2 separate regions of the Homo sapiens genome follow, and region 1 is linked to region 2. The links are chromatin loops, found by intact Hi-C in ENCODE. Cell type or tissue: mucosa of descending colon. All regions are shown on one strand. Each heading gives the region's core, and the rest is flanking DNA. Links, peaks and the distances in the headings are about the cores only.

Region 1 (10,211 bases), core at 870-8,869, 48 kb after region 2:
TCCAAGGATGCCATTTTCTATCAAGAAAAAGACACGCCACATCGGAGTGCTTAGCTCAGGGCCCTATTAATAGCAATCCTAATTATATGGCTGCAAATTTAATTCATAGCAATGATTAGTGTCAGAATCAAAGGCATCAGGCATCAATATTGATGGAATTGCATAAGCCCCATAAACAGAGAACAAGCATTTGGGCCCATCCCCCCAGCAGTGGTCGGCTGTTAACTATTGCCTTAATGTCTCTTCCAATTTTGCCAGATCAAAATGACTCCATTTCTCAGTGTGCTCCTCCTCCCCACTGAAACCTTTGCCTGGCCAGCTCTGAATGGGTATGACTGGCACACAAAAGATCCCAGACAATGTCTTTGAAGAAGAGCCCGGGGGCTCCGAGGGATGCATGGGTGATGGGCCCTGGCCCCACGCTTTACCCAGCAGCTTTTGGCCTTGTCAGCAACACTCCTTTGTCTCTCCTTCAGAAAGCTCACAGCAAACAATGATGCCTGGAGAAAGGGGAGTCAGCTGGGGACTGTGTGTGGCACAAAAGGCTGCCACCCCGCGCATTGTGACCCAGGCCGAGAGGGATGGGAAGGTGGAGGAGGAGGCCTGAGGAGAGGGACACAAGGAAGACAGCGTGTGCCGAGGTGACAGCTGCCATGTCCCGAGTTTCCAGGGCACCTTCACTCAAAAGGGTGCAAAGAGGTAGCCCTTCCCCTCTTCTCTCGTGCATCTTCTTGCAGCTCTCCATCAGGCAAGTGGTAGTCTACACGTGGACATATGGAAGCGTAGAGAAGTTCAATTGAATGCTAAAAAGCTAGTGGTTAAAAGCACAGGTCTGGAGTCAGAGAGCTCTGGATTCAAATCCCAGCTCTCCAATTAGTAGCATTGAGACTCTGCCAAGTTACTTAGTTTTGTTGAGCCTCAGCTTGTTATATGTAAAATGGAAACAAGACTAATGATTTTTACAATTTGCAAGGGTTGATGAGGCTTAACTGAAACAAAACAAAACACTTAGCCCAGGGCTTAGCATATAGTAAGTGCTGAATTTATAGTGGATCTTTTAGGCCTATCCCCATTCAAAAATGTGGCATTCCTAGAGAGAAGACTAACGTGTAAGACTTGAGGGTCCCAATTCAGTGTTCTTCTGATTTGTCAGAACTTCTTAGCCCTGAGGCCAGAAGTGAAGTAGGCCTCCCTGCTGGGCAGGTTCTGGTAAGATCCCTGAGATGTGTGGACTGAGGGCTCAGGGATCCTGGTCACCCTAGATCAAGGTTGTATGGTCAGGCCTGGTACAAGAAGCTCAGCTGGATTCTTGCTCCAGGGAAAAAAATCCCTAGATCAATTTTAAGTTCGGCATAGGAAATGCCTGCATGCTAGAGAGGCCGAGGTCAGTCTGATGTTTTGTGCAGAAAGAATGTTCTTTAGGCCGGGCGCAGTGGCTCACGCCTGTAATCCCAGCACTTTGGGGGGCCAAGGTGGGTGGATCACAAGGTCAGGAGATCGAGACCATCCTGGCCAACATGTTGAAACCCCGTCTCTACTAAAAATACAAAAATTAACTGGGCGTGGTGGCATGAGCCTGTAATCCCAGCTACTTGGGAAGCTGAGGCAGGAGAATCGCTTGAACTAGGGAGTTGGAGGTTGCAGTGAGCTGAGATCACGCCACTGCACTCCAGCCTGGTGACAAAGTGAGACTCTGTCTCAAAAAAAAAAAGAAAAAAAAAAGTCCTTTAAAATGATATAGGGAAGGGCCCCAAAATTGGAATTCAAAAACCTGGGTTCCAGTCTTGCCTCCGTGGGTAAGAACCTGGGTGAGTTTCAGCAGATCACTCCACCTTTCTAGGCCTCAGCTAACTCATTCATAAAATAGAACAATACGCATCTTACTTGTCCAAAGTCAGTAGACCAGATCAGTTTTCTGAGGTCCCCTCCAGCTACTAAATCTATGATACACATTTAAGGGAACACTCTTGATCTTGCTTGATAGCGTCAATCTTATCCCCTGGGGGCCTTAACCCCAATTCCCCAGCCTCTTCCCCTCAATTGTCAAGCGTGGGAATTCCAGATTTGTTATTAAAGCCTGTTGATGCCATTTCTCCTTCCAGATTAGCTGGGGGACACTCAGCCTTTGCCATAGAAACCATAACACAGGGTAGGATGGGGATGGCTGATTGGGACAACCCAACGGCACCAGCTCCTGAACTTCTTTCCCACCTTGGAGCCTAGAAACCTTTCTGGAGGCTGAGGCCAGGAGAAGAATAGAACCACAGGAAGAGACTCAGAAGGCCAGAGCTCCAGATTCATTTTCACCACATTCATCTCCATGTATTTCCTGCCTCCCTGGACAGAGAGGCACATGCTAGCAAGAAGGAAAGAGACATTAAAGTAGCCATAAGCTCTTAGCTTGATCATCTTGGGCTACACAAGTGACTTAGGTATATGCTGGGCCCATCTCCACCCTGAAGTATTTGTCGTTCTGGTTCCAATTTCCACATCTTCCCTTGATTTACAACTTGACCCCAAGTAAGTCCATAATCTCTGAATTTCAGAATCACCATCTGCAACAGAGCAGTGAAATATCCCAATCCTTCTTTTTTTTTTTTTTTTTTTTTTTCTTTTTTTGGAGACAGAGTCTTGCTCTGTCGCCTAGGCTGGTGTGCAGTGGTACAATCTTGGCTCCCTGCAACCTCCGCCTCCCGGCTTCAAGCGATTCTCCTGCCTCCTGCCTCAGCCTCCTTAGTAGCTGGGATTGCAGGCATCCGCCACCAGGCCCAGCTAATTTTTTTTTTTTGTATTTTTAGTAGAGACGGAGTTTCGCCATGTTGGCCAGGCTGGTCTTGAACTCTTGACCTCAGGCAATCTGCCTGCCTCGGCCTCCCAAAGTGCTGGGATTACAGGCGTGAACAACCGCGCCTGGCCTCCAATCCTTCTTGATCATCTGAAAATTATATGGGACTAATGAACTAATAGAATCAAAGAGAATTTGGGACTGTGGCAGAAAAACATGGTAATAGTACAGGAGTGGTAGTAGTAATACTAGTAGGAGGAGTCACTCTAGCAGCAACAGAGGTGGTAGGCAGCAATGACTGCCATTTATTAAGCATCTCCTATGTCAAGATCTGTGTTAGACATTATATATCCTCCATGTCTGATACGCATAGCAATCTTGCCAGGCAGGCATGGGTGGTCCAGATGAATAAACTGAGGTCCCCTCAGATCACATAATTCATCGAAGGCAGAGTTGTGCAGCACAGGATACTGTGGTTGGTGTGGAGACATGCAAAGGGGGAGAATGGGCCTGTTTTAGTTAATTCTGCGAAGCTACAACAGGGCAACTGACACTTCCTTCAGCCCCACCCTGGGGAGGGGGTCAGTACATATTGTTTGGTGATATGAGACTGGGAAACCTCTCACTGGTGACTAATGCAACTGGATGCCAAAGTCCAGCAGGATTAGATTAGTTCGGCTCAGCTGGTCCCGTCTTCTAAGTATTTTTTTCCCATGACTCAGGGCTGGGAGTAGGGGACAGGATTCTCTTCCTCCGTCTGACCTTGCAAACATGTCACTGAAAAGGAGCCTGATCTGACAGCATCACTACCCCAGGGAGCCAGGGAAGAAGTGGGGTTTTGGGGAAGCCTCAAAGATATCAGTAATAATAGAAAGCACTTGCATGCCAAGCACCATATTAAGCACTTTTTACACATGATTTTATTTAATCCTTACAACAAATATGCAAAGTGCTTATTACTACCCCACTCCACAGGAAAAAAAAAATCGAAGTTCACAAGTTAAGTCACAATTGTAGTAATATTTAAATGCACATATGCCCATGTGCCCAAGCTCTGCACTCCATCCCTTCCATGAATTATTTCTTTATGATCTATTTTTTCCTTAGCACTTATCACCCACTAAACATAATATATATTGTGATTACTTACTTTGTTTGTCTGACTTCCCACATTCAGATAATTTCCATCAGGGCAAGAATTTTTTTTTTTTTTTTTCTTTTTGAGATGGAGTCTCTCTGTGTCCCCCAGCTTGGAATGCAGTGGTGCAATCTCAGCTCACTGCAACCTCTGCCTCCTAGGTTCAAGCAATTCCCCCACCTTGGCCTCCTGAGTAGCTGGGATTACAGGCACAATGCCGCCATGCCCGGCTAATTTTTGTATTTTTAGTAGAGATGGGGTTTCATCATGTTGGCCAGGCTGGTCTCGAACTCCTGACCTCAGGTGATCAGCCCGCCTCGGCCTCCTAAAGTGCTGGGATTACAGGTGTGAGCCACCATACCTGGCCAGGGCAGCCATTTTTGACAGTTTTATTTTCTACTGCTTTATACCAAGCTCCTGGCACACAGTACATATTCAATAAATATCAGTTCAATAATGAATTATGTCATTTAATCCTTACTGTAATCTTATGATGCCGGTACCAGAACTGTCCTCATTTTACATTGAGGAAATTAAAGCTCAGAGGTCACACAGCTAGTAGGATGGAGTCAGGACTGGATCTCTCCAAAGCCCCTATACTCTTTGTTATGCAAATTGGTCCCTACCCGAAGGCAGGAGAGTGGACCAGGTGGTCTTTGTAAGTCCCTTCCGACTCAGAGATCCAGGTCCATGTACAAAATCCACAGACAGGCAAGGCTTAATGGTGTAAAAGGGTCTGTATTTTCCTAAAGATAAGACCTCTGTAAACACCAGCACCTTGGCCTCTTGAAAATTTTGCATAGCCTATTTAGGTCACCTGTATTCTGTGAGCTTGAATCATTACGCCCATCCCACCCATCCATAAAACACAGTTCTCTGTGTTTCACCTGCTTGGCAATAAAGCCCCGAGCTGCAGGAGCTCAACCTTAAGACTGCAAAACAGCCAGCTGAATACACAGCCTGAGGCCTCATACAAGAATTGTCCAAGATTGAAGTATATTAGAAACTACACAAAAAGTACAAAAAATAAATGAGTCTTTAGTTTCTCCCCTTTCAGAATGACTCTGGGAGATCAGGACCTCCTTCCCTGGGGTCTGCTGGGGATCTGGACAGAGCCGACATCTCCTGTCTACACCTGCCATGGTCAAGCAAGGAGATGTGCTGGCCAGAGTGTGTGTGTCAAGACGGGTGGGAGTGGGACATTCTGTAAATATGCCCCTTTCTTGTGCCAACCAAATGCAGCCTTTCCCAGCTTTCAGAAGACCAGTTCTGGGGACCCAAGAGGCCTATAGAACAACAAAACAAACAGCGAGCTTGGCGGCGGGAGCCCGGGCAGGGAGCCAAACTCATTACTAGGGATGTGGTGGTGAGCTCCCTGAACCACCACCCCACCCCTTCCATGCAGGCTCTGGGGAAGGGGAGAGGGTCTCTACTCCCCACCACCCCAGTGTCCAGCATTGCTGAGACGCCTGGGCGAGTTAGGGTATCAGATGGGCGGTCTCAGGTCCCAGGAGAGCCACTAAGTCTCTTAGATGTGGACCTGCAGCTCCGGCTGTTTACTCAATCAAGGGTTCATACTGAGAGACAAGTGAATCATTTCCACTCAGAGGAATGAGTGGCTATTGTTTGGTGGGGCTGGCACAGAGAGAAAGGCATGTTTCTCAGCTTTTCATCCAACTTGGCCTTCCATCCGCCAAGGCAACTCCACCCCACGAGAGGAGCCAAGTAACAGGTTAGTGTGTTTGGGGAGAAAGTCTAAATGCCAATGTCAATATTGGCATTGGAGGGTGGGGGTGAGCATATAACCTTGGGCAAGACATTTAGTATAGCTACAGCTCAGTTTCCTACATCTGTAAAATGGGGTAAAGATGCAGGGGCGATCAGCACCCTCAGTTGAAGTATTTGAGGAAGATGAAAAGAACCACGGAAACGTATCTTGTAAACAGTCAGTGTTATCAAATAACTGAGTAATAACCCCAGGGCTGAGGAGAGTTAATACTTTGGTGCTCCTGATGGATTCTTTCCAATGCCTAAGCTGCTACTGCAAGAAGCTCACAGTTTTCCTGGCTTTGCTTAGTAAATCGTTTGTGCGATTACAAAGAGAAGAATAGAATTGGGACGTCAGGGCTTCCTGTGGGCTGGGGACTGGAGACCTTGGGTTGGTATGTCCCTTAGGGAAAGGCAGAAAGAATTTTCCTTTAAGAATTTCACAGGCATTTCAGCAGCCACCATTAGCTAATGGGAAAGAAGGTAGTGCCAGAATAGGCCGGGGCCCTCCCCAGAGCTTGGAAAGTCTCTGAGGATTTGCAAAAACATCCCAAGAGTCATACAGAGACTGGTGGGGGAAGCAGTGGTTCCCTGGGCATTCTTTCCTGCTTCCCCTGTTATACACAAGCCTGCATCTGATCCAGGTGAAGCAGATGGCTGTCTGTACTATTCTGGGGCCCTCCAGGCAACAGTGTAAATGCTGTCCCCTTCCTCCAGCCAACATTTCTGAGATTACCACCCCACCCTCTTCCAGATGTTGTTAACCAGAAAACAAACTCCTTTCCTGTTACCCACCAGAAGTTGTCCTGTTTCCTTGACTCCTCATGCCACTGCCACGCCAACCCTCCTCCTCCCCTCACTGACCTACCCAACACATCATACCTTCCTTCCTTCGCAACCAACCACATCAACAGGAGTCACCGTTGGTGTCTGATTCTATTTCAATTCGTACAAATAGATGTCTGGCATAGAATAGGCACCCAATACATTTGAGATCACTTTCATGAGCACCTAATGTGTATCTGGCAGTGGGGATGGCGTGATGAATGTGAAAAGGAAGGCCCCTGCCCTCAAAGATCTGTGAATCTCAAGGGAGGTAGACACCTTAACAGCTGCTCCCTTGCCAGATGCTGTGGGGTCTAGGAGGGTGCCATGCATAGTGGTTGAAGGGACAGAATAAAGGACATGTCACAATGCTTGAGCAGCAGAAGAGGTTTCTGGTGGGGATGGAAAAGAGAGCCAGCAGCATCTGCTGCTGTTTAAGGTCCCTGGGACTAAGAGGCTAGAGAGCCTCGGCAAAACACTACCCCCCAGCTTCTGTGAGGAGCCCTGCAGGGATGTGAAACCTGGGTTGAGGCGGCAGTTTAGCAGCTGCAAATGGAAGGAAGAAACCAAAGGAACTTCACCCTAACCCAAGATAGTCCTTCCTTCCATTGTCCTGGCATCTTTCACTTGCTCAGCTTGACTTCTTCCCTCTTTTGCCCCATGGCATGAGCTTGATTTGCCTCCTGTCTCCGCCCTGAAACCTGGAAAATCATGTAAAATGAGTTTCCAGTTCCTGTTGCCACTCTTCCTCCATCTCCATCTGCTTTGGTGTTTGCACTTAATCTCTATCATCTGGACTCCCACTGCCTATTCTTAACCAGGAGGGATGCTGTCATGAGGAACTGGACCCAGACCCCAGGATAACCTGCTTTTCCCTCCCCTACATCTGGCCCTAGGCCTGCCTGTCCTCATCATCCAGGCCATGCCTTGCCCTGTCTGTGCCAAGCCCCTCCTACCTGACCCTGAGGGGCTTTCTGCTACACTAAGGGCAGGCTCAAAACCAGCCTCATTCCAAAGCCCACACCCAGGGGACCTTGGTCTTCCCTTTTCTGCTCCTCTTCTCTGCCTCAGCCTGTCCTCCTTCATCGCACGCTTTGCTGACAGAGCCAGAGAAACAGTGGCAGTATCATTGAGAAGATCTGAGATTTGATGCAGGAATCCCCTTGACAGCACCCTGGTTGGTGACCATCCAGTCTCTGCTTGCATATTTCCACTGACTAGGACCTCATTCCTTCCTGGGTCAGCTCTCACCATCACGGGACAGTCTGGCTGTAAAAAACGTCTTCCTTATATGAAGGGGAAAGCTGCATTGCTGTAACGCCTACCCAGTGGCCCTGTTCTGCCCTCTGGGGCCACACTGAATAAGCCTAATTCATCTTCCATAGCTTAATGGATAAGCCAGCAGATTGTAAAACCAGGTAATCACATTTCAAGTCCTAGCTCTGCCATTTTATTTGCTGTGTGACTTTATTATTATTTTTTAACCTTTCTTGACCTCCATTTCCTCATCTTTAAAATGGAGGTGATAATAGCACCTACCTCATAGAGTTATATAAAGAGTAAATGAGTTAACAGATATAAAGCTCTTCAATAGCATGTGACACATAATAAGTGCTCAGTAAATTATGTTATGTAAAGACAGCTGTTCTATGTCCTGCTTTATTCACTTTTTCCCTTCACATAGCATGATTCCCACATCGATCCAGCTCTTGTTTATCTGGCACTTGAGTTTGCTTAACACCCTCTTGCGATGTTATCTCCAAGGTAAAGTGGAGTCACTGTGTCTCGTGACATAGAAGCTGTTCTTCTATTATCATGATGAAGACTAACTTTGTTGAAGCAATATATCACAGAGTTGGCTCATGTCAACCTCACGGTTCGCTAAAATCCCAAGATCCTTTTCACTTGATCTCCTTAGGGCTTAAAGCCTCACAGGGCTCTCCCTCCCCTCTTACCTGTCCAAGTCTTCTGAGCTTCTCTGAATGTTGGACCTTCATTGCATATGCTTTGTACCTTCTCAGTGTGGCACCCAAGGTCTAGAATGCCCTTCTCTCCCCCAACTCATCAGTTCATCAGTTCTTCTGTCTCATCTAGTCTATAAGCAGACCCTGGTAATCTTCCTTTTCAGTAAAGCTTTGCAGATTGATCACACTATAGTTGCTGTTTTGTTTGAATTCTTCCACCCTTATGGTGAATCTTTGCATGTCTTCTTATCACCTGCAATGCACTGACCCTTAGCTTATGCAGCATTGCACATATAGGTTTTTTTTTTTTTTTTTTTTTTGAGACAGACTCTTGCCCTGTCGCCCAGGCTAGTGGCGCGATCTGGGCTCACTGCAACCTCCACCTCCCAGGTTCAAGCAATTCTCCTGCCTCAGCCTCCTGAGTAGCTGGGATTACAGGTGCATGCCACCATGCCCTGCTGATTTTTGTATTTTTAGTACCGACAGGGTTTCACCATGTTGGTCAGGCTGGTCTCAAACTCTTGTTTTTGTTTTGCTTTGTTTTGTTTTGCTTTTGAGATGGAGTCTCACTCTGTTGCTCAGGCTGGAGTGCAGTAGCATGATCTTGGCTCACTGCAACCTCCACCTCCTGGGTTCAAGCGATTCTCCCACCTCAGCCTCCCAAGTGGCTGGGACTACAGGCATGTGCCACCACGCCTAGCTAATTTTTGTATTTTTAGTAGAGACGGGGTTTCACCATGTTGGCCGGGCTGGTCTTGAACTCCTGACCTCAGGTGATCCACCTGCCTCGGCCTCCCAAAGTGCTGGGATTATAGGCATGAGCCACCGTGCCCGGCCTCACATACAGGTTTTGGGGACTTAACCTTATTCTGTCTGTTCCTTCCACATGTTTGCAGCTCAGAAGGCAGTGGTCTTGTCTAGGGTGCTCTCTATGCATCTTGCAGAAAGCAGTGTATAAGCAGCTATGTGGACACAGCACATAAGAGCGCCCTGTGGTCCTATCACTTCTAGCAAGTCTCTGCTTCCTCTAAACTTACATACACAGGGACATCCTGTTCCTACAGACCACAGTAGATGAGGGCTGGACAGCCTGACAGACGCCGGGAGAAGTGAGTAGTTCTGACGCACCCGGCTTCCCTTCCCTTTCCAAACTCTTAGCTATTTTTTTTCTTTATTTTCCTTCCTGTGTTGAAAGAGCTATGGGGCCTGGACCATAGTAGGGTTTCCTGGGGACATTCCATAAATTCTTCATGGGTTATTTCTCTGGAGAGGGGTGGGAGCAAGTAAGCTGGTAGATGGGAGGCCAGCAGGGGCCTGGGTATGAATGTCAAGTACCTCAAAGCAGCGTGGGTGGGAAGGAAGGGTGAGCTGCACAGAGGAGGAAGGAGGGGTGTCATGAGCTCATAGAAACCGCCAAAGAAAGGCCAAGCAAAGAGTGAGAAGAAGCAGCCAAATCACAGGTCAGAACAAGCTGTGGGTAACCACGCCCCCAGCTTTGCCCTTGAACCTGCTGACTGGTCTCCACAGTAACTTGTCCGTCAGGGTTTCAATAAGGCCAGGAGAACTTGGCCAACTCAGGTGTGTGACTTGGATAGATGCCAAGCAGCCCCTAGTGTGTGCTGTGCACGATGCATGGAGATATGGGGAAAGTCAACTCAAGGTCCCTTTGTATCTGGTTGGGTCCCTTTTCCTTTATTCACTTCTCATCCATCCATCCATTCAGCAAACACTG
Region 2 (10,211 bases), core at 968-8,967:
TGTTGTATGAGTATGGTGTATAGGCACTGTATGTGGTGTGTGTATGCAGTATGTGTGTATAAGTGTGGTGTGTGTATAAGTGTGGTGTGTGTATATTGTGTGTGTGTGTGTGTTCAGACCTTTAAGGAGGTGAAAGGTGGAGAGGGCCTGGTGCTGCTGAGGCTGACCCTGGGAGTGAGTTAATGAGAGTGTATCTGGAGTTGAGCATTTGGTGCTGCGAGAGAAGATTCAAGCTGAAGATTATTTTTGTAGAGCTTCATGACCCGAATTATTTATAGATTTAAGTCTTTGGTAAATTCTGTCTCTGAGACTCTTCCTCCCTCTATCCTGTACATACATTCACACACTCACATACACATACACACACACTCTCTCACATACGCATTCAACAGCAGCAACAGCAGCGGTGGCAGTCCAGGGTGCCTATTGCTGGCCCCGCCCTCTGAGCTGTGAAAACATTAACTAAGCTTGCAGAGTCAAAACTCAGCAGGCTGAGGCTCCCTGGAGGACAGCTAGGAGCCTGGCCCTAAATGCTTGGCTAATTGGACGGGGACGCAGGAGCCTGGAAAACTTGGCCCGTGGTTTGCACTGAGCTAGCAGAGGAGAGGAAGAAGGGAAACAGGGATAAGGGTCTCTCTTTTCCATGAAGGGGAAGGAGGTTGTTAAGATGTTCTAAGATTTGAGAATTTCTGCTGCTCCCACCCTTACACACACACGCACATGCACACACACACTGCTTCCAGCACTGGTCCCCAATGAGTTGTTGGTCAATCTTCGGTTAACACTGGAGATTGACATTTCCATGTACAATTATTTCTATTTCTGTCCATGTTAAGAGTCTGCCCTAGATATTCAACTAGGGGTGGGTGGAGCTAACAGCGGGGTGCATGGGGCTAGAGAGTCCTGGATTTCAGGGGGCCAGGCCATGGAGATCTTTCTCCTGGAATGTAGGGAGGAGTCCCCAGAGGACTCACTTGTTCTCTGGACTTTTGCATCTTGGGACAGTATGAGAATTAATAGCCTGGCTAGTAAGGATAGTAGCTGTAGTGACTATTTATTGAGCATTTACTATGAGTAAGGTCAGCGTTCAAGGGTTAGGGTGGGGAGATTGGCTGGTGAGGATCTCCGGAGACCAGTTTTCTGTTTCTAAATTGTGGCGTCTCTGCTCCCTCATCAGACAAGGGTGGATGAGGATGGCCAAGCCATCACTGGTCTATGCTGCTCGTAGAACTAAGAGGAGTGGCCCCTGCTCCATGCCTTCCTACAGTTAATGACAAACTACACTCACAAAGGCACCAAGCACCCCATCTCTGGGGCCTCTCCCTTTGCTACTCATGAGAGAATGACACAAAGAGCTAGAAGCAAAAAGAATCCAGACCTCTGGGTTCTACTCTTGGAGAATTTTGAACTCCAAGGGCCAGGACAAGAGCTTATGAGAGGTGAATTACACTGGGTGATTCAGGAACACGGGGCTCAGGCCTTAGTCCAACCCCACCTTTAAACACTGCTCCAGCTTTAGGCTTGGGCAGGTCAGGAGGCTGAGGGAACAAGACGAAGCTGCCAGGGGCGGAGGAAGCATTTGATTGTTCTGGGAAACAATAAGATAAACACAGTGGAGACAGCCGAAGCATTAAGCAGCCTCAGATGAAATCAAATCATGCAGAAGCAAAGCAATAATTCACATGGAGCACACAGAGTTGGGGGTGTGTAGCTGGAGGGGTGGTAGGAGGAATTAATACAGAATAACGAGGAACTTCTGCCAAATCTGAACCTTTGTTTACCCCAAGTTCTAGTAGTGTGGGCACTCGGAATCTCCATTCAAGGCACTGCACACAGGTTCCTTTCCTGGAGATGCCCTGGTTGTTTCAGGATAGAATTGAACCTCTTAGGCTTTTTGAACTGGAATGATTTAGAGCCACTCTTTCAGGTCTGTGGGGAGTGCAGGGCAGCCTTTCTCACCAAGCTCTGGAATAGGGTGTGGTGAGAACTGATGGAATTAGGCATATCGACAGGTTAACTACCTTGGAAATGCCTGTCTCACTCCTCAAAAGGGGGCAGGACAAGGAAACTAGCACTTCCTGGGACTGGATATACATGGTGCTTTCGAATAGCTTCTCTCTCTTTATAAGTTTAGTTCAACACATTTATTGAGCATCTATTCTATGTCAACCCGTGTGCAAAAATTCAGGGATATAAACATGAATACTCTTCAAAACTCTGAGGTAGGCATTCTCATTTTATAGAAAAAGACATGTTAAGTGTCTATTGCAGGATCACACAGCTAGAAAGTGGCAGAGTGAAACTCGAAGCTGAATCTGTCTGATTCCAAAGCCTGAACTCTTTTATTCTGCCTCCCTCCAGAGCCTACGCTTTCTCTAAGTTAAACAGGAGGACAATGCCTACATTAGGACTAAAAACTACATTTAAAAAGCACTGGGTGCCTCTGGAGATAAGTCCTGGGGAACAAAATAGATCATATAGCTGTCTCCTCCACTGTGACAAAGAAGGCCACCTGCAGTCTGGAGAAAGGAGCAAAGGATGGGGTGTTTAAGAGGGTTATTACTCTCTTTAATTAATTCATTCTTTTCTTTTCTATGGCCTGAGATTGCCCTGCATTTTATAATCTGGAACAGTAATCTTTGCTTTCATTAACACTGAGGATGGCATTTCCAGCTGTAGGGATGGGAAGGGAGGTCGAGAGCGCTAAGCACCATTATCTGACACTGGACTTGTGCCTAAATGCAGGAGACTCCCAGAGATTTTAAAAGAAGTCATTAAAAACACACACACACGTGGCATGTGCCCACCATGGTGCAGAAAAGCCATGGTAACCGAGAGAAATGGAGCCTACAACCATGCCATCGAATCTCTCTTCCCATTGCTAGTGCGCTGGGGCTGAGTCTTTATTGCCTCTTATCTGGGCTACTGCAATAACCTGAGAAATCTCCCTGCCTCCAGCATATTCTTGTTCTAATCTATTCTACCAAACACTGCCAGATTAATCTTCTTAAAACACTTGTTCGATCCTGCCTTTTCTGTATGCAAAATCCTTAAATTTCAGGTGTTGGTAATTTTCTTTCTCTTGCTTAACTCAGTCTCCTAATTTTTTTATGATGAACATACACTACTTTTGGAATAATGAAAAAAGTAAATCATGGCATGTATTCATGCATACACATACACACACACACACGCACACACACACACACACACACACACACACACACACCACCTTCAATTGTCCCCTTTAATAATTTAGAAGAGTTCATACTCCTCAGTTTGTCATTCAGGAGTCTAGCTAACATGGCCTTCTCACCATTTTCCAATTGCATCCCCAGCTTTTTCGTCTTCACGCCTTTGCTTGACAATTTATTCTACCTCCTAGATCCTAACCATCCTTCAAGGCCTTATCCAAATGCTACCTACTCCACGAAGCCTGCACCAATCTTTCCTTGGAACTCCCATAGCACCTAGAATGTCTCTTGGCACAGTTACTTGTAAACATATGCAGTCATCTTTCCTAAGATATTCAGGCTCCTGGAGAAGAAACCATGCTTTGTACAGCTTCGTATGCCTTACTACACTTGGTACTGCCCTGCACACAGTAGGCTCTCAGTAACACAGGCTGATGGCATGAAGGAATCCCTGTTGCTGAGACTGGGCAGGAGTAGAACTTTACTCATGGCTCACATTGACTGAACTCCTATTATTGTTTGATGTCATGCTAAAGGCTTTATGCACATTTTCTCATTTAATCCTCACAACAACCTAATGGGGTAGGCGCTACTATTATCCCTAAGGCTGAGATGAGGAAACGGAGGCATAGTAGGGTGAGGTAACTTCCCCAAGGTCACAAAGCTGGTAGGCAAAAGAGCCAGGATCTGAACTCTCTTGGGTCTTCATTTCTCTAGGCCTCTGTTTTTCCATCACTAGAGAAAAATGAGTAGAGAAAGAGGGAATCTTGTTCCATGCCATCCCAACCACCCGGAATCTTCTGGAACCTGGCGTGTAAACACCTATCCACATTTGTTTCTGTCGAAATGATCTTTTCTGGCTCCCCAGTGGGCTGGTGAGAGCTCTTAGGAGGAAAGTAGTATAAACACTCAAGGTACTGCTATGAAAAGGACTCCAGGACCACTAAGCGGAAAGCCTGCTGGCTCAGACAGGTGGAAAGCAAGAATTGAGGTTACGAAGATGAGGTCAGAGTTGGGGTCTGAGGAACAGGGTAAGAGGAGAAGGGAGGGAAGGGAAGTCAAGCCAGAAAGCCTCCATCCCTTGCAGTCCCCGGCAGCCAGCCCAGGGGTACCCTGTGTGCTCTGGTCTGCCTGACTGCTTGGCAGAGCCCAAGGGCAGAACAGACAGCTGGGGGAGGGTCTACCTCTTTTAAAAGATTCTGTTTGAATAGCTGTCATCTTCACACCTTTTCCCATCTCCCCTCCCAGGAGAGGGGCTTTAATAATGAGCTGCTTCATGAAAACAGGCCCCTAATTAATTCATTGCTATTCTTCTGGGGCCAGATCATTCTAATCAAGGTGGGGTGGGGGTGGGGTGGTGAGTAAGGATTGTCTCGATCTGCTTGTTCTTCCATGGACTCTCTTTGCTCCCTGCCATCACTGCTCCAAGACCCTCCCCGGTCACCTTGTTCTCTTTGGCTGGACACCTGCTTGTCCTCAATGCCCACCCCCTTTTTGTGCTAACGCCCCACAGCTGCTGGGCAGAGTGCCAGCGTGAAGACTCTGCTGGTGCTGGGTACAGTACAGCAGGTGCCCGGATCTCACCGCAGAGTGGGAGGAAGAGAAGCAGGGCTTGGCCCTGTGAGGAAGGAACTTTGTCCTGCCTTTTCTCTGAGCATTCTCAGAATATCCAGTGGGCTCAACGGTAGGCAAAGTGCAGCCTCTATTCTTCTCCTTAGGACTCCCCAAGTCCTCCTGGCCCCTGAGAAGTTGGCACTACCTAGGATTCATGTGCTGTTGGGCCTGGACAGCCACATCATCGCACCCAAAAAGTGGCAGTGGCTGCAGAGGATGTGCATGGATGACCAAGGACTAAGACCAAGGGAGCTACACTAGGGCCAACTCAAAACAAAAATAACTTTAAAAAAATTCTCCCCTCTCCAAGTCAGATCACAGCAAGAGACGATGGAAGTGAGAGATTGTACAAGTCTCGCCTTGGGCAGTCTCTTCATAGATTTTTTTTGATTTCCTTTCTAGATCTTCCAAGCTCTGCATTTCCATCTTCCCTTCCAATAGACATTGATTGTCCAGCGAAGGCTGATGTCTAGCTCACTGGGGTGGAGGCCACGCAGGGGCACTCAGCCAAGGGAGTTAATTCTCACTTTCCTCATCTACAAAACTGGTAACACAACATGCCAGCATGACAAGGCAGCGGCGGGAACAAATGAGATAAGGAATGTGAAAGCATTTGGGAAACTGGAAAGGAAAGCATGAAAGAGGGATTTTGGATTGATTTATCTCTGATTCATAGACTTGGGTGGGACCAGACTGAGGAGGAAAATTGGGCTGGGAGGAAATTCTTCAGGGGGACATGGGGGAAATTAGTACCTCCTCCTCTGTCCTTTCCAAGGGAGCAGGACTGCGGGGAGGAGGAGCGGGAGGCAGCAGAGGGTTAGCAGGTGCATGGAGCGCGAACCCCTTGCATAGTGGCCGTTCCAGCCTGCTTTTGAAGGCAGCCTCTCTCAGAGCAAGGAGGAGTCGTTTGACTAGGGTCTCCACAGGACCGGTGCTGGGGACACAGAGGGCCGCAGTCACTGGGCCGAAGGGATGGCAGCCTTCTGTCTCAGACCCTTTTCACTTTGTGAAATAGAGAAAAGCAAGGGGGAGGCTCCAGTCCTTCACCCACAGAGAGAAGGCAGCTCGGGGCAAACCTACCCACTGCTAATATGCTCCTTAAAAAGTGCTGAAAGGAGCTATAGCCTGGCTTTTGTGTAAAGTACTAAAGCATCCCTCATTCTGCCCCTCCCACACCCCCACTCTTCTAGGATTTTTTTCTCTTAAAAGAGTGCTCCACCTCTCCAGGGACTGGAGTCATTAACTGAACAGCACTTTGCCTCTCATAGCTTTTGACAATTTGGCAGTAAGTTGGAAAGTACCAGAGAAACTGCAAAGAAGCGGAGGTGAGGATGGGGAGGGCAGGACCAAGGGGATGTGCCTGGAGGACCCGCCTGGGGCCTACCTGACTCCTGGCCCAACACCCGGCTGCACTGGACTTGTCCCACCCTCCCTGCCCAGCTCTGGCTCATGGGATGCTGAGCTCTGGCTCATGGGATGCTGGGCTCCAGCTGTCACAGGGGTGTGGTGGGGTGTGCAGGGGAGCATCACATGGCTTCCCATCTTCACCCCCTCTTGCTATAGCCTGGAGGCTGCCTGGGTCTGGCTGACAACCAATCTGGACAAAGGGATCCCTCCAGGAAATGTGGGAGTTAATGCCCTTCATTCTGCCTGACACCAGGACCTCCCCATGAAGCGCAGTGAAGGAGTACCTGAGGCTTAAGGAAAGGAGAGCCTATGTGGCTGGTGAGGGAGGATGGCCTAAATAATGACCCTGGGGCAGCAAAATCCAAGTCCTGGGCATTTCCTAAGTGGGGAAAGCAGGGTGAAAGAAAGGAGGGTTATGGATTTCCCAGTCAAGTTGTGATATAAACAGATCAAAGGGAGAGGTTTCTCGGGTTCCTGAGATGACCTATGTTGGAATATTTCCAGTTCAGCTTTAGACATCCTGACTATTAGGAAGCGAACGGCTTTGGGGGCATTCATCGAAAGAAGTAATGAGTCTTCAGCTTCCCTGGAGTGGATCGGAAGACTCTTGCTCCTCTCACCCCACTAGGAACTCATCCCTATTTAACAATCCTAGAATGTGAGCATAGCTATACTATTGAGCACATGCTACGAATTGGACATGACGCCAGGCATCTTATGTAAATGATTTACATGCAAATCATTTACAAAACCCATTTCACTGATGAAACCCAAAACCCATTTCACTGATGAAGAAACTGAGGCTCAGAGAGGTTAAGTGACTGCCTTAGGCCACACAGCCAGCCAGTAGTAGAAAGGCATGCAAACGAGTCAGTTTGATTATAAAATCTTTTATTAATCCATTTACTTCCCTAAAATACACTCACCTTTGTCTTGTGTATAATGTTAACATCTTACTGTCTGTCATTTTAATGCTCTTATTCTGCTGTCTGAGCCTCATCTAAGTGCCAACATAAATTATAAATTCCCAGATGTAGAAGTTGAATCTATATAGTTCATTTTATTCAACTTTTAGCAGAGTGCCAAGCATGACAGGGTGCTTAAAAATTGCATTCTATACTTGAATCAAGTGAGAGCTCCAGAAAGCCGTAAACTTGGACCACAAAAGCCAAACCAGCAAGCTTCCTTTTCCCTCACAGCCTCATATACTTATTTTTCAGCATTTGTTACTCCATAAGAATAACACATCGAATGCTGCTTGTTGCATGGAAGTCACAGCCTTGGCACTTTGTCAGGAGCTAATACAAGAAATTGCCATATAAAAGAAGCATCTGATTTGGATGTCAAACTCTTGTCCTGGTGTCTGTACAGGTCTCACATGATAAATAATTTACAGAATGTAATGTCTGGGAAATGTCCTGAAAAGTAGGGACACTGCCTTCTCTCAAAGTGTAAAGATTTCTTGCTCATTTCATTTCCCTTTATGACTTGGCTGCTGGGACACTCAGGCCAAATCTCATGCTGGATCCTGGTGCCTATGTTGACCTTCTTGGTAACATATGTGTTTCTACTCCCTTTATGGCTTGGCTTTTCTAGTTCTAAGACAGTTATCATTCCATGTTGGCCAAATCTTTTATTGTAAGTCATCTTAATTCCTTCTTTGGAAAGAAGTGAGATATGAATACACACAAATAATTATGCTCAGGTCTTTTCTTTGTACCCTATGAATCTGTACCTGTTGTACATTGCCTCAAAATATTCTCAGGTCTTTTTACTCTGTGCTTATATCATTTGCCTCTTTAAGGAAGAGTTGGCCAGTGGATGTTTCTGAGTGAGGGTCTGGGCTACTCTCAGGATGTTGTAAGTGAGGGGCTGGATGACAGGGGTGAGGTGGGGAGATACCACTCAAAATGGAAAGCCAGTGGTTGATTTGTATTCCACTGCACTAATAAAAATTCATAGACTCCTGGGAAGAGTAGCTGTGTAAGGTTCCGGGTTCAAGTTCTGGGTATTTGAGAACAGTGTGCTTGTAAGGAGAGCCACGGGGGTGGAGGAGAAACTCCTATGGGTCTGGCCCATAATAAAGCTCTGTAATTATTTGTAAAATGGAAGAATGAATGAATAAATTAATGAATGAATGCTTTTCTGGCCAAGAGATTCTTCTCATAGGAGAGAAGGCAAGACTGTTTGGCAGAAAGCCCCATCTTCAGGCCACAGAGGAGACTCAAGATCACTAGGAGCCCAGCGGAGTCCAAGCTTTCCACACCATCCTTGTCCCCAGCCAGGCCAAAGCATTCCTCACTGGCACCGTGTGCTGTGAAACCAGGCCAGTGTGCTGGACACCAGGGGAAAGAGAGTGGGAAGTGGGAAAGAAGGAAGGTAGGAAGGAGGGAGGACAGAAGCCTAGGTACAGCTTCTGATGCCTTTCTCTTCTTCCCCGTTGAAAGAGACAGTCACATAAATACTAGTCCACAGTGAGTGTGGGGAGAGAAATGGTGGTCTCTAAACCTGTGTCCCTCTGTCTGTTTTTACTCAAAATCTCCTCTTAACACCCACCTGCGTCTCTCTTTCTCCTTCCCTTCCTTGTCTCTCTCCCATCAATCCCCAGATCTCTCCATATACATTGTTTCTTTCTCTGTGCTGTCTCTACTTCTTTCTCCCTGTGTCTGTCTCCTCTCTCATACATACACATGACCTCTCCAAGATTCCCAAAAGAGAAGCTCCTCAGAGACCTGCATTTCCCCCTGTCTGCCCCAGACTCCAGAGGCAGTTAAGGGCAGAAGACACCAGCCCCAGAGCATGGGGGCTCTACCACCTCCCAAACTGACCTGTGCCCAAACCTGGACTTTCATTCTAATCCCAGTGGCCTTGCCGACATCAGTTGGACTAATTTTTTCCTGTAATTAAAAGGAACACCCCCCAACTCCATCTCTAATCCCACATAATTAGCTCTCTGATTGCCAGTGCTGGGCAGGAAACCTCCTGTTTGGAGAGGGATTTTGGACAGAAAGATTAGGCAAACACTATGCAGGAAGCTGCGCTGGGAAAACAGGCTGTTCTCAAAGTTTGTTGTTAAAAGAGATTTGTGGTGGGCAAAAGGGCCTGATTCCCTACAGGTGGTCTGAGCTGCCTCTGACCCTGTCGGGTTCTCCAACAAATGGGTCGCTTTTCTTGGCTTTCAAGATCCTCCCTGTGGTGGAGCCCTGCAGTGGGCTCTATCTCCAGCACATGGGGCAAGGAGTATTCCCAGGAAGCACATTCCTTCCTGCTCCCAGGGAGGACTGTGCTTCTCTGCATGGGAGAGGGAGGGAGAGCCGCATAGGCATCTACCCCCACAGGCTAGCTGGGCGATGGTCAAAGGTTACTGAAATATGGCAGGTGACAACAAAACCACCATGACTCCAATCAACCTAGGGAGTGGGAGAAATGCCAGGAAAATGGGGAAACCCCTTCCCTAGAGGCTCTGGGGAGGGCTCCTCAGAGCTGGGCATTGATTCTCCCAGCCAATGTTGTCCTTTGTCCATCTAACAGGCACTGCATTATCATCTGCTAGGCTGAGGGTATGCTGAAGGTAATGACATTTTGTTTGTTTCTATCACCTAATTTTTCTTTTTTGATCTTCATGATCATCCTGTGGGGGGAAGTACCTTCCCATAGAAGAGGAACTGAGTCCTGGTGAAAGCACACAACTCCCTCAAAATCACCAAGCAAACAGCTGGGGAGCCTATGCTAAAGTACCAGGCTCCAGGAAGACGGCTGCCCCTGCTCTTTGCACAATCCCACGTCCTCCAGCTCGTGCTCTTTCTGTCTTGAGAGTCTGGGCATTTAGGATGTTGGAGTCAGAGGAGACTGGGGACACCAGCCATCCAAGGGGATTTAGGACTCTGACAGCCAAGGGCTGGTCAACTCCTCTGTGAAGATCTGAAAGTCTGGTGCTACCGTGACGCCCACTTGCAATTCTTGCTGACATGGACTGGAGCTGGCATTCTCAGGCCC

The links. Hi-C counts contacts between places; a loop is a spot of excess contacts. Peaks named below come from ENCODE experiments on the same cell type or tissue, not always from the same donor. Only the 100,000 strongest peaks of a DNase experiment are listed, where the experiment ranks them.
Region 1: it touches region 2 in a loop (2.3-fold over the local background); 5 of 110 quality-filtered maps call a loop at or near these places.

What each region holds. Positions count from the first base shown.
Region 1 is chr1:208,197,990-208,208,200 of GRCh38, forward strand. The region is part of intron 3 of PLXNA2 (plexin A2); the gene reads right to left. It overlaps LOC105372884 (a long non-coding RNA gene), which reads left to right and starts at 8,801. Exons shown (of 5, transcript XR_001738428.3): 1 at 8,801-10,211. RefSeq lists an enhancer at 17-522 and a silencer at 3,335-3,629. In mucosa of descending colon, for the core only: no CTCF peak of the experiment used is centred there; DNase peaks (open chromatin) are centred at 3,359, 5,272 and 5,594.
Region 2 is chr1:208,149,490-208,159,700 of GRCh38, forward strand. The region is part of intron 3 of PLXNA2 (plexin A2); the gene reads right to left. Among named protein-coding and RNA genes, the nearest start is that of PLXNA2, 90 kb to the right of the region's middle. RefSeq lists an enhancer at 9,904-10,211. In mucosa of descending colon, for the core only: no CTCF peak of the experiment used is centred there; DNase peaks (open chromatin) are centred at 4,742 and 5,332.